2 separate regions of the Homo sapiens genome follow, and region 2 is linked to region 1. Evidence: chromatin loops called from intact Hi-C (ENCODE). Cell type or tissue: IMR-90. All regions are shown on one strand.

The links. Hi-C counts contacts between places; a loop is a spot of excess contacts. Peaks named below come from ENCODE experiments on the same cell type or tissue, not always from the same donor. Only the 100,000 strongest peaks of a DNase experiment are listed, where the experiment ranks them.
Region 2: it touches region 1 in a loop (9-fold over the local background); 4 of 110 quality-filtered maps call a loop at or near these places.

Annotation. Positions count from the first base shown.
Region 1 is chr17:77,251,211-77,256,210 of GRCh38, reverse strand. LACAT1 (lung adenocarcinoma-associated transcript 1) reads right to left here and starts at 2,397. Exons shown (of 3, transcript NR_188630.1): 1 at 1,690-2,397. RefSeq lists an enhancer at 886-2,085. In IMR-90, a CTCF peak has its summit at 2,624; DNase peaks (open chromatin) are centred at 560, 2,240 and 3,710; H3K27ac peaks cover 2,506 bases.
Region 2 is chr17:77,323,339-77,328,338 of GRCh38, reverse strand. The region is part of intron 2 of SEPTIN9 (septin 9); the gene reads right to left. Among named protein-coding and RNA genes, the nearest start is that of SEPTIN9-DT, 44 kb to the right of the region's middle. RefSeq lists enhancers at 1,496-2,414, 2,606-2,915, 3,026-3,295 and a silencer at 4,582-4,755. In IMR-90, no CTCF peak of the experiment used is centred here; a DNase peak (open chromatin) is centred at 3,088; H3K4me3 peaks cover 253 bases; H3K27ac peaks cover 2,496 bases.

The DNA.
Region 1 (5,000 bases):
GCTTCCCGGTCTGTGCCCGTAACCCCACTGCAGCTCTCTGCTGGGACCGTATGCCACCTTTTGAGATGTCCAACATTGACACGTCAGGCACCCTGTCTGCACTGAGCAGACACGTCGGGCACCCTGTCTGCACTGAGCAGGCACGTCGGGCACCCTGTCTGCACTGAGCAGGCACGTCGGGCACCCTGTCTGCACTGAGCAGGCACGTCGGGCACCCTGTCTGCACTGAGCAGGCACGTCGGGCACCCTGTCTGCACTGAGTAGGCACGTCGGGCACCGTGTCTGCACTGAGTAGGCACGTCGGGCACCGTGTCTGCACTGAGTAGGCACGTCGGGCACCCTGTCTGCACTGAGTAGGCACATGGGCATTCTCTGCTTTCCAGCTTCATCCAAAATCCCAGGCATCTGGGAAAGTCCCTGGTCACAGGGAGCCCAGCGATTCCTGGTGTGGGAGGGTAAGGGAATAGAGGAGTGGTTCTTCTCCACCCTGCCTCTGCCCTGAAAGACTTATTCACTGGCAACGTCCCCTAGAAAGAGGCCTCTGAGCTCCTAACCACAGGGTGCAGGACCCAGTAGCTCATGTCTGTGCCTCGTGCCGGGTGGCACGCTGACCCGGCTGCAACCAGCCAGTGGTGACTCAGGCCTCGGAAATGACAGGCTTCCGTGGAGACAGAGGGCGCCGGGGTCGGGGAGGCAGCCCACGAGGAGCTTAAACCCCCACTGGGGGAGGGAGAGCAGGACAGAGCTGGATGGCAACATGAGAGGCCGGGGGTGTGAGTGAGGCCTCTGCCCACAGGTGACCCGGGTCACACCTTCCAGGAGCCACAGACAGGCCCCAGCAGGAGGAGCTGGGGGACACACACAGGCCCCAGCAGCAGAGGTGGAGTGGTTGCAGGACAGGCCTGGAGGGCAGGGGAGGGGCTGAGCCTCCGCAGTGGGCAAGAAGATCGGCCTCACAGCGCTGACGGTCAGGAGGCCCAGTCTGCCGCCCCATGCTGTGTGCCTATGAGGCCCCACGGGCCTCAGCTTCCTATTCTGTGACAGGGAGCAGCCCCCTCACCTGGCCAGGTGCCAACTGAGAGAGAGCTTGGCCCTGGGCAGGGCCACCTTCCTGTGTGCTGAATCGTCACCTGGAGGCAAGACCGGAAAGTGTTCTCACTGTATTGCATTCCTGGGCCCGAGGAGCTCTTTCACAGGGCTGAGCCGTGGATGAAGTGCTTATGAATTGGCACAAAGAGGGGGCCGGGTCTGATTCATCTGTGTGCCCCATCCGCACCCCATACAGGATCGGGCACAGAAAGACATTTCCCATGGTTACAGGAGGAAATAGAGTAGGATGGGGAAGAACTGGCCTCTGAGGTCCCTCTTTCTTCCCACCCTATCCCCCAAAAGTTGCCTTCCTGGACCCCCCTGCCCCCGTGTCCCCCACATAGGTGTTTACACGCTGATCAGTGGTGGAGATTCCAGGCAACAAGGAGCTGGGAGGCTGAACAGGTACTGGAAGCCAGTGGCCAATGCCCCTGGAACAGAGCCCTGTGGCCGAGCTGCGAGCTCTGTTAGGTCTCCAGCTTATGGCTCCCATGAAGGGCCTTGCCCTCCTGCCAGGGGCAGTATAACAATCTACCCAAATGCCCATGGACCCCTCTGGAGGCTTGTAAAGCCCCAAACTCCTGTTTGCTGCGAACTTACCAGGCTCGGCCACAGGGGCAGGGAGAACGTCCGGCCGGAGCGCAGGGAAGGAAGGTTGGGTCTCTGGAGTCCGCGGGGGTGGGGGGCTCCCTCCCAGGTCTCGCCCTTCAGCTTTTCTGTTTCCCACTTCAGGGCCACACGTCCGTCGTTCCGAACCTCCAATCACATTGGTAACCAACATCATGGGTTCCCAGTGGCCCCGTTGTGGGGTCTTTTCCTCCTGGGGTCTCTGCTGGGGCTTCTCCCTCTCCTCGCTTCCGGCCATCCCCTTCGCTGGGGAGCAGTTGGCTGCTTTTCCGCAGCCAGTGCCTTTCGCGGGTCCAGTTGATCCTATGAGATGCACCATGGAGGGGTAAATGCAGCCTGGGCTCCTCCAGAAGCCAGGGTGCCCACTGCTGCGTGGAGATGCTACCAAGCGTTCAAGTTGTGCGGGTTGTGGAAGAAGCTGGTGAGCCCTGGAGTCAGGCCTGGAACTCAGAACCGAGCGTGAGTCAATCCCTCTGCTTTTCACCGGGAAAAATCTTCCTGGCTCGAGGTCCTGGGTTCATCACTTTCTTCAAACAAACACTCAATCAAACACTTAGAGACTTCCGGTCTGGGTAAGATGGCCTAAACCCGACCCTCCCTGTTCCTGTCTGCTAAGCCCTGGAAAGAATGTAAGAGGCAACCCTAAGAGGGCCCTGAGGTGGAAGGAGCAGGAGAGCTGGTAAAGGACCCCAAGGCTGGGTCAGGAATATTTATCAACAGGGCATTATGACACCCCTCACCCCCACCCAATACAGGACCCGCCCAGGCGTGCATTTCCCAACTCCCGACCTAGCAACAGAAGGCAGCCAAGTAGGCTCCTTTCTCTCCTAGATTAAAGGCAAGTCGCCCCAACACACTAGGCAAGGCTGGGCCCGATTGCTCACAGCTGTAATCCCAGCGCTTCAAGACAGGAGGATCTCTTGAGACCAGGGATTTGATACCAGCCTGGGTAACCCAGCAGACCCTGTCTCTACAAAGAAAACTTAAAAATTAGCCGGGCATAGTGGCAGCTGCGTACAGTCCCAGCTACTCAGGAGGCTGAGGTGGGAGGATCACTTGAGCCCAGGAGATCAAGGCTGCAGTGAGTTATGATCGCACCACTGTACTCCAGCGTGGGCAACAGAGTAAGACCTGTAAAAAAAAAAAAAAAAAAAGCTGGGCACAGTGGCTCACACCTGTGATCCCAGCACTTTGGGAGGCTGAGGCGGGTGGATCACCCGAAGTCAGGAGTTTGAGACCAGCCTGGCCAACATGGTGAAACCCCGCCTCTACTAAAAATACAAAAATTAGCCGGGCGTGGTGGTGGGTGCCTGTGGTCCCAGCTACTCAGGAGGCTGAGGCAGGAGAATCGCTTGAACCTGGGAGGCAGAGGTTGCAATGAGCCAAGGTTGCGCCATTGCACTCCAGGCTGGGCGACAAACTCAAAAAAAAAAAAAAAAAAATGAACAACAAAAAACCCACCAAGCAAGCCAGGCAGAACCACCAAAGGGGTTGGCCCAGCACCCTCCTGCTAATTATTGGCCAGGGTTAACCCTTTCCTCCTCACTGGACCTGAAATTCCACTCCCCCACCCAAAATCATGGCACAGCAGAGAGAGGGGGAGACGTTGATGGCAGGGAGAAAGCCCACCACAAGCAGAAGGCCTGTCTGTCCCTGTGAGCGGGAGACTCCCTTCTCCCACCTGGAGGCAATGAATGTCCAGCCTGGGAAAGCTCCTTCTGCCTCCTTAAGCAGCACCACACAAGCCGAGCTGACCTCTATAGCACGGCAGAGGCTCTGCAAATCAGATTTTCATTGGAACCACAGCCCCCAAAAGTAGCCCAAGACCTGGGTGCTAAACCTAAGCAGGGCCGCTGCTACCAAAGTAAAAAATGCAAACAGGACCTGAAGTCTCCTCACCTAATAGCCACAATGTCCAGGATATGGTGAAATTCACTCATCCCACCAAGAACTACGAAAATCACAATGTGAGTGGGAAGACCGTCAACTGAACCCTGAGATGAATCAGACGTTGGAGTTACGTGCCCAGGATTTTACTCTTTTTTTTTTTTTTTTGGAGACAGTCTTACTCTGTCACACAGGCTGGAGTGCAGTGGTGCGATCTCAGCTCACTGCAACCTCTGCTTCCTGAGTTCAAGCGATTCTCCTGCCTCAGCCTCCTGAGTAGCTGGGATTACAGGCATGTGCCATCATACCCGGCTAATTTTTGTATTTTTAATAAAGACAGGCTTTCACTATGTTAGCCAGGCTGGCCTCGAACTGCTGACCTCAAGTGATCCACCCTCCTCGGCCTCCCAAAGTGCTGGAATTACAGGCATGAGCCACTGCGCCCAGCCATGTGACCAGGATTTTAAAGCAACCATCAAAAAAAACACATAAAAATAAAAAATTCAACAAGCAATTGCAAATTCTCTTGAAACAAATGAAAATATAGAAATTCTCAGCAAAGAAATAGTGGGTATTTAGAAAGAACCAAATGGAAATTACAGAACTGAAAAATGTCATTGCAGAAATTTTAAAAACTCCCTGATGGGCTCAGTTGTAGAGTGGAAATGACAGACGACAGAATCAGTGAATCTGGGGACAGATCAATCCAAAGTACCCAGTCTGAACCACAGGGAGAAAATAGACGGATAAGAAATAAACAGAACGTCCACATCCAATGGGACCATAACAAACAAATCTGACACTCACATCATAGGGGCTAAGGAGGAGAAGAGAGTGAGGCTGAAGGAGTATTTGAAGAAATAATGGCTGAAAACTTTCCAAATCTGGTAAAAGACATAAGCTTACAGATTCAGGAAACTGAACTTCAAACAGAAGAAGCCAAAGAAATCTACACTGAGATATCATCATTAAACTTCTGAAAACTAAAGACAAAAAATCTCCTCAGAACAGCCAGAGAAACAACACATTACCTATAGGGACACCAGTTCAAATTATCTCATCTGAAACTACGGAGGCCAGAAGTGATGTGGATGACTTGAGGTCAGGAGTTTGAGACCAGCCTGGCCAACATGGTGAAACCCCGACTCTACTAAAGTTACAAAAAATAGCCGGGTGTGGTGGCACATGCCTGTAGTCCCAACTACTTGGGAGGCTGAAGCACGAGAATTGCTTGAGCCTAGGGATTGTGGGGCCAAGACTGCTGATGGGGGGTGGGGTTGAGCTGTGATGGTGCCACTGCACTTCAGCCTGGGTGACAGAGTGAGACTCTGTTTCAAAAAAAAAAAAAAAAAATCAGTAACAGAAAGACTACAGGAAAATCTCTAAACACTTGGAAA
Region 2 (5,000 bases), 72 kb before region 1:
CCTGTGTCTAACAGGAACTTAAGAGCACAAGATGAACTCAACCAAAGGACACACACAGCAGGCATTTCACAGCTGACACCTGTTGGTGGAGGGAGATTAGGAAAGTGGGGAGAGGCAGTGCCTGGGCATGGGGACACCCTGGGCATGGGGACGCCCTGGATACAGGGACACACTGGGCACGGGGACACCCTGGGCACAGGACGCCCTGGGAACGGGGACACCCTGGGTACGGGGACACCCTGGGCATGGGGATGCTCTGGATACAGGGACACCCTGGGCACGGGGAAACCCTGGGCATGGGGATGCCCTGGATACAGGGACACACTAGGCACGGGGACACCCTGGGCATGGGGATGCCCTGGATACAGGGACACACTGGGCACGGGGAAACTCTGAGCATCGGGATGCCCTAGGCACGGGGACGCCTCCTGCCACCTGAAACCCCGCAGCCCCATCACACCCGTCTGTTCCAGCAAATCGGTCCAAAGAGCATTTTCAAGCTTTCATGGCAAAGTTTCAGAGCCAGTGCCTCTTCGCTGATTTCGAGGGTGTGTTGTTTATTCAGTGTTCAAGTCAGAGTTTCCCCATTTAGAAAAAAAAAGAGGAGGGTGGCTCCACGGATGGAGGTATGAGGGCGTCCACAGGCAGAGGGAGTCTCCGGGCTGAGATCTGCGCCACTCTCTGTCCCAATTTCAAGGCGTAGCCTGGAGCCCAAATCAGTCTCCAAACGTGGGCCGCTGGTTAAGAGGAATCTCCCCACCCACGATCCCCTCCCATACCCAGCCCCCACTGCCCAGAGCATGCCAGCCTTGCCTGCCCTGGCCTTCAGGACCCCCTCAGGGACCCTCAGGCTCCAAGTCAGGGTGGGCTTGAACCAAGGCAGCCCCAGAATCTATGCCAATGCCCTTGCCAGTGGGAGACCCTGGGGAGCACCGTGCGGGATGCATGGGGCCAGGCGGGGGCACACAGCGAGCGGCTTCAGAAGCTCTGGCCGTTCGGAGTGGGGGGGTGCCCAGAGCAAGAGACGGGCCAGGAAGCTGGAGTGAGCAAGGAGGCCTCAGCCCCTGGTGGGAGCAGGCCGGGTAAAAATAAACTAACCTGAGGGCAGCAGCCAGCGAGACCACTACAGGAGGGGTGGTGGGGCCGGAGGGGTCCCAGGAGCCCAGGAGAGGGAGGCATTGCCAGAGGTAAGGTCGGCAGATGAGAGCCAGTGCTGGTAGGATTAACTTGCTACAGCAGCTATGGTTTATTCTTTTTTTTTTCTTTTACACATGTTCCTGGGGCTCATGGAATTTACTAGTTTATTATAAAGGATATTACAAAGGATACAGGGGAAGAGATGTGTAGGGCAAGGTATGGGGGAGGGACGCAGAGCTTCCATGTGCTCCCCAGGCGCTCCACCCTCCAGGAGCCTCCACATGCTCATCCATCCAGAAGCTCCCGGAACCCCATCCTTCTGAGTGTTCACGGAGGCCTCATTACGAAGGCATGATTGATTCAATCATTGGCCGCTGATGATCTGCTTAACCTTCAGCCCCTCTCCCCTACCTGGAGGTTGCGGGGTGGTGCTGAACCTTGTGATTCTACCTGGTCTTCCCTGGGAACCATCCTGAAGCTGCCAGCTGGTCTGTCAATCATGAGCATCCAAAAAGACATCACTTTGGAGATTCCAAGGATTTTAGGAGTTGTGTGCCAGGAAATGGAGATGAAAACCAAGTGTATATTTCACAACATGACAGTCAGTCTCTTTCAACCCCAGTCTTACTTCCTGCCGTGCTGCCGGCCTCAGCCCCCCGCGCCCCAGGGCCTTTGAACACATTGCCGGTTGCCTGCAGCGATCGCCTCTGCCTGCTGGGTTTGAGCCTGGTTTACTCCCCTCATCCTTCTGCGCTCAGCCCGAAGGTGTCCCCCCGAGGCAGCCCTCCTGACCTGGTCCTACGAACCGCAGGTTCTGTCCTGCCACTGGTCCCCTTTGTCACACCTGTCACTTCCTGTGTTTCACGTTTACTGATGTGGTCTTGCACTTGTGCAGTCCCATGAGGGCAAGGACTGTGTCTGGCTTTGTCCTCCACGGGACCCCAGCGCCAAGTCCACAGGGAGCACCCAATGCTGAATGAATGAATGAGTGACCGGCAAGGGAGGTTTATTTTGTCATGTTGGGGGTCAAAGGTTGCTGGGCGGACCACATGGGTGAGGTTGGGTGGGGAGGGAAGCAGAGATGACCCCTTGGAAGAAGGGGTAGGAGGCGGGGAGGTGGGTGTGGGGTGCTGTATAAGGATGGCAAGTGCTTCCAGGGGTGACAAGCCAACCTAGAGCACCAGGCAGCAGAAAAAGGCTGACACCCTCACGCCCCACTTCCACTTAGGGAGAGGCCAGGCCTCCGGGAAAGCCAGCTCCCCGTTGCTAGGAGAGCCCCAAGGGAAGCTTCATCAGCTGCTGAGTTGGTCACAGTGGAAACCCATGTGGTGGGTGGGAGGGGTTTGAGGCACAGGGGTTTGGGTGGTGGCTTCAGGATGGAGACTTGTGTCCAGATCATGAGGGGTGGCCCCAGGGATGACCACCTCCAAACAGGAAGCAGACAAAGGCACAGATGGCAGAAGCGGAGGCAGAGAATGGGCTGCAGGGGCTTCCCCAGAGGGAGAGCCGAGCAAGGGGACAGGCTGGAAACACTCAGCCTCCATGGCCTGAAGCACAGACAGCTGGTCTCACACGCAGGCCGGGCAGCCACACCACCTAGAACAAGGGGCATGTCCGCAGGGCAGGCCTCAGGACGCCCCGGGCTGGCCCTGCCATCAGCCTAGAAAGACGGCCCAGGCTTTCCCGGTAGGGAGCACGTCCAGCCAGGTCCTGGGCAGGAGCTGAGACTCCCTGGCTGGCCTGAGAGGGGATGATCGAGTGCAGGCCCAGCCCGGGACTTCCCCACTCCTCCCCGCCACCCAGCGGAACCAGCTGGGCGTGAGAAAAGAAGAGAAGTGAATCAAGAGCCCAGAGCATGAGGCTGGACCAGCCCTTACACCACATGCAAAAATCAACTCAACTTGCATCAAAGACCTAAACTCAAGAGCTAAAACCACAAAACTCTTAGAAGAAAACACAGGGGAAAAGCTTCCTGACGTTGCATTTGGCAATGATTTCTTGGATATGGCGCCAAAAGCACAGGCAACAGAAGAACAAATAGATAAAGTGGAACGTCATAGAAGTTTAAAATATTTGCATATCAGCCTGGGTGCGGTGACTCACGCCTGTAACTCCGGCACTTTGGGAGGCCGAGACGGGTGGATTACTTGAGGTCAGGAGTTCGAGACCAACTTAGTCAACACAGTGAAACCCCGTCTCTACTAAAAATACAAAAATTAGCTGGGTGTGGTGGCGGGTGCCTGTAATCCCAACTACTCAGGAGGCTGAGGCAGGAAAATCGCTGGAACCAGGGAGGCGGAGGTTGCAGTGAGCCAAGATCATGCCACTGCACTCCAGCCTGGGCAACAGAGTCAGACTCCATCTCAAAAAAAAAAAAAAAAATTGCATATCAAAGGGCACTAACAACGTGGGGAGAAGGCAATCCATGGAATGGCAGCAAATCATAGGTCAGATATGGGATTAGTATCTGGATATTAATCTACAGATCTCCTAACACTCAGCAACAACAATCATCCAAATCAAACACAGGTAAAGGACTTGGACAGACATTTCTGCAAGAATATGTGCAAATGAGCAATAAACACGAAAAGATGCTCAACATCACTAACCACTGGGGAATTGCAAATCAAAACCACAAGGAGAGACCCCTCACAACCATGAGCTCTGGGCAGGTAGGAAGACGCCTGGTGGGGAGTTGCCGGCTCCATGCTGTCCCCAGAATTCCTGCAGGGGCTAAGCCCGACCCCGACACCTCACCAGGAGCACAGAAACGAGTGGAAAAGGCCAAAGGCCACCCCAAAGGGCCAGAGGGGTCCAGCAAGGAGTCTGGGACATGGAACCATGCTGTGCATCCAGACACACGGGGACAACAGGGGGATGAAAGGTGGCCCCTAAAATTTACATCCACCCCAGAGCCTATGAACATGGCCTATTTGGAAAAAGGGTCTTTGCAGACGTTATGAAGTTAAGGATCTTGAGATGGGACCATTTTGGGTTACCCAGTGGGCCCTAAATCCGAGAAAGACTGTCCGTATGAGAGACAGACAGGGGGAGATTTAGGGCACAGAAGGAGGCCCCGTGACAACGGAGGCAGAGGTCGAGTGGTGTGGCCACGAGCCAAGGAACGCCAAGGGTTTCGGGAGCCGCCAGAAGCTGCCAGAGGCGAGAAGCAGGCTCCCCCTCGGAGCCTCCGGAAAGAACCAGGCCTGCTGATGCCGTGATTTCGGACTTCTGGCCTCCAGAACGGCGAGAGAAGAAATGTCTGGTGTTTTGAGCCACCCAGTTTGTGGCACTTGGTGATGGCAGCCCCAGGAAACCACTACAGGGACCAGAGTTCCCACGGGGCTGGGCAGGAAGCGGGTGCAGAGCGCGTCAGGCCAGGCCTCTCACCTCGGAGATGGAAAAGCAGAGCTGGAGAGGTTGAGACCGGACAGGCACCGAGCGTCCAGGGGTAAGAACTCCCAGGGGATGGCAGAGGCCATCGGGGACAGCACAGCGAGGGACAGGAGGGAGGGGTGAGGGCTGAGGCACCGCCCTCCAGGAGGCCTCGGTTCCCCGCCCACTGATGACCCAGGAACCCCGTAAGAGGAGCTGGGCTTTACCCTGTGCCGTACTGCATCAGATGGACCCTGGTGGGGACAGACGTCCAGCGACAGCGTGGCCAAGCCCCCTCCAGGACCCCGGGCCTGCATTCATGACCATGCACAGACGGCCACTTCCCCTGCCTGCAGCCCTCCCTCGTGGCCTGTTCCTAGCCTCCCAGCCCAACAGAGCTCCCCAGTGGAAAGTTCCCTTCTTGGAGACTCTCTCCCTGCTGAAATACAAGCTCTTGGAACAAGATAAAACTGCTTAATTTGTAAAAG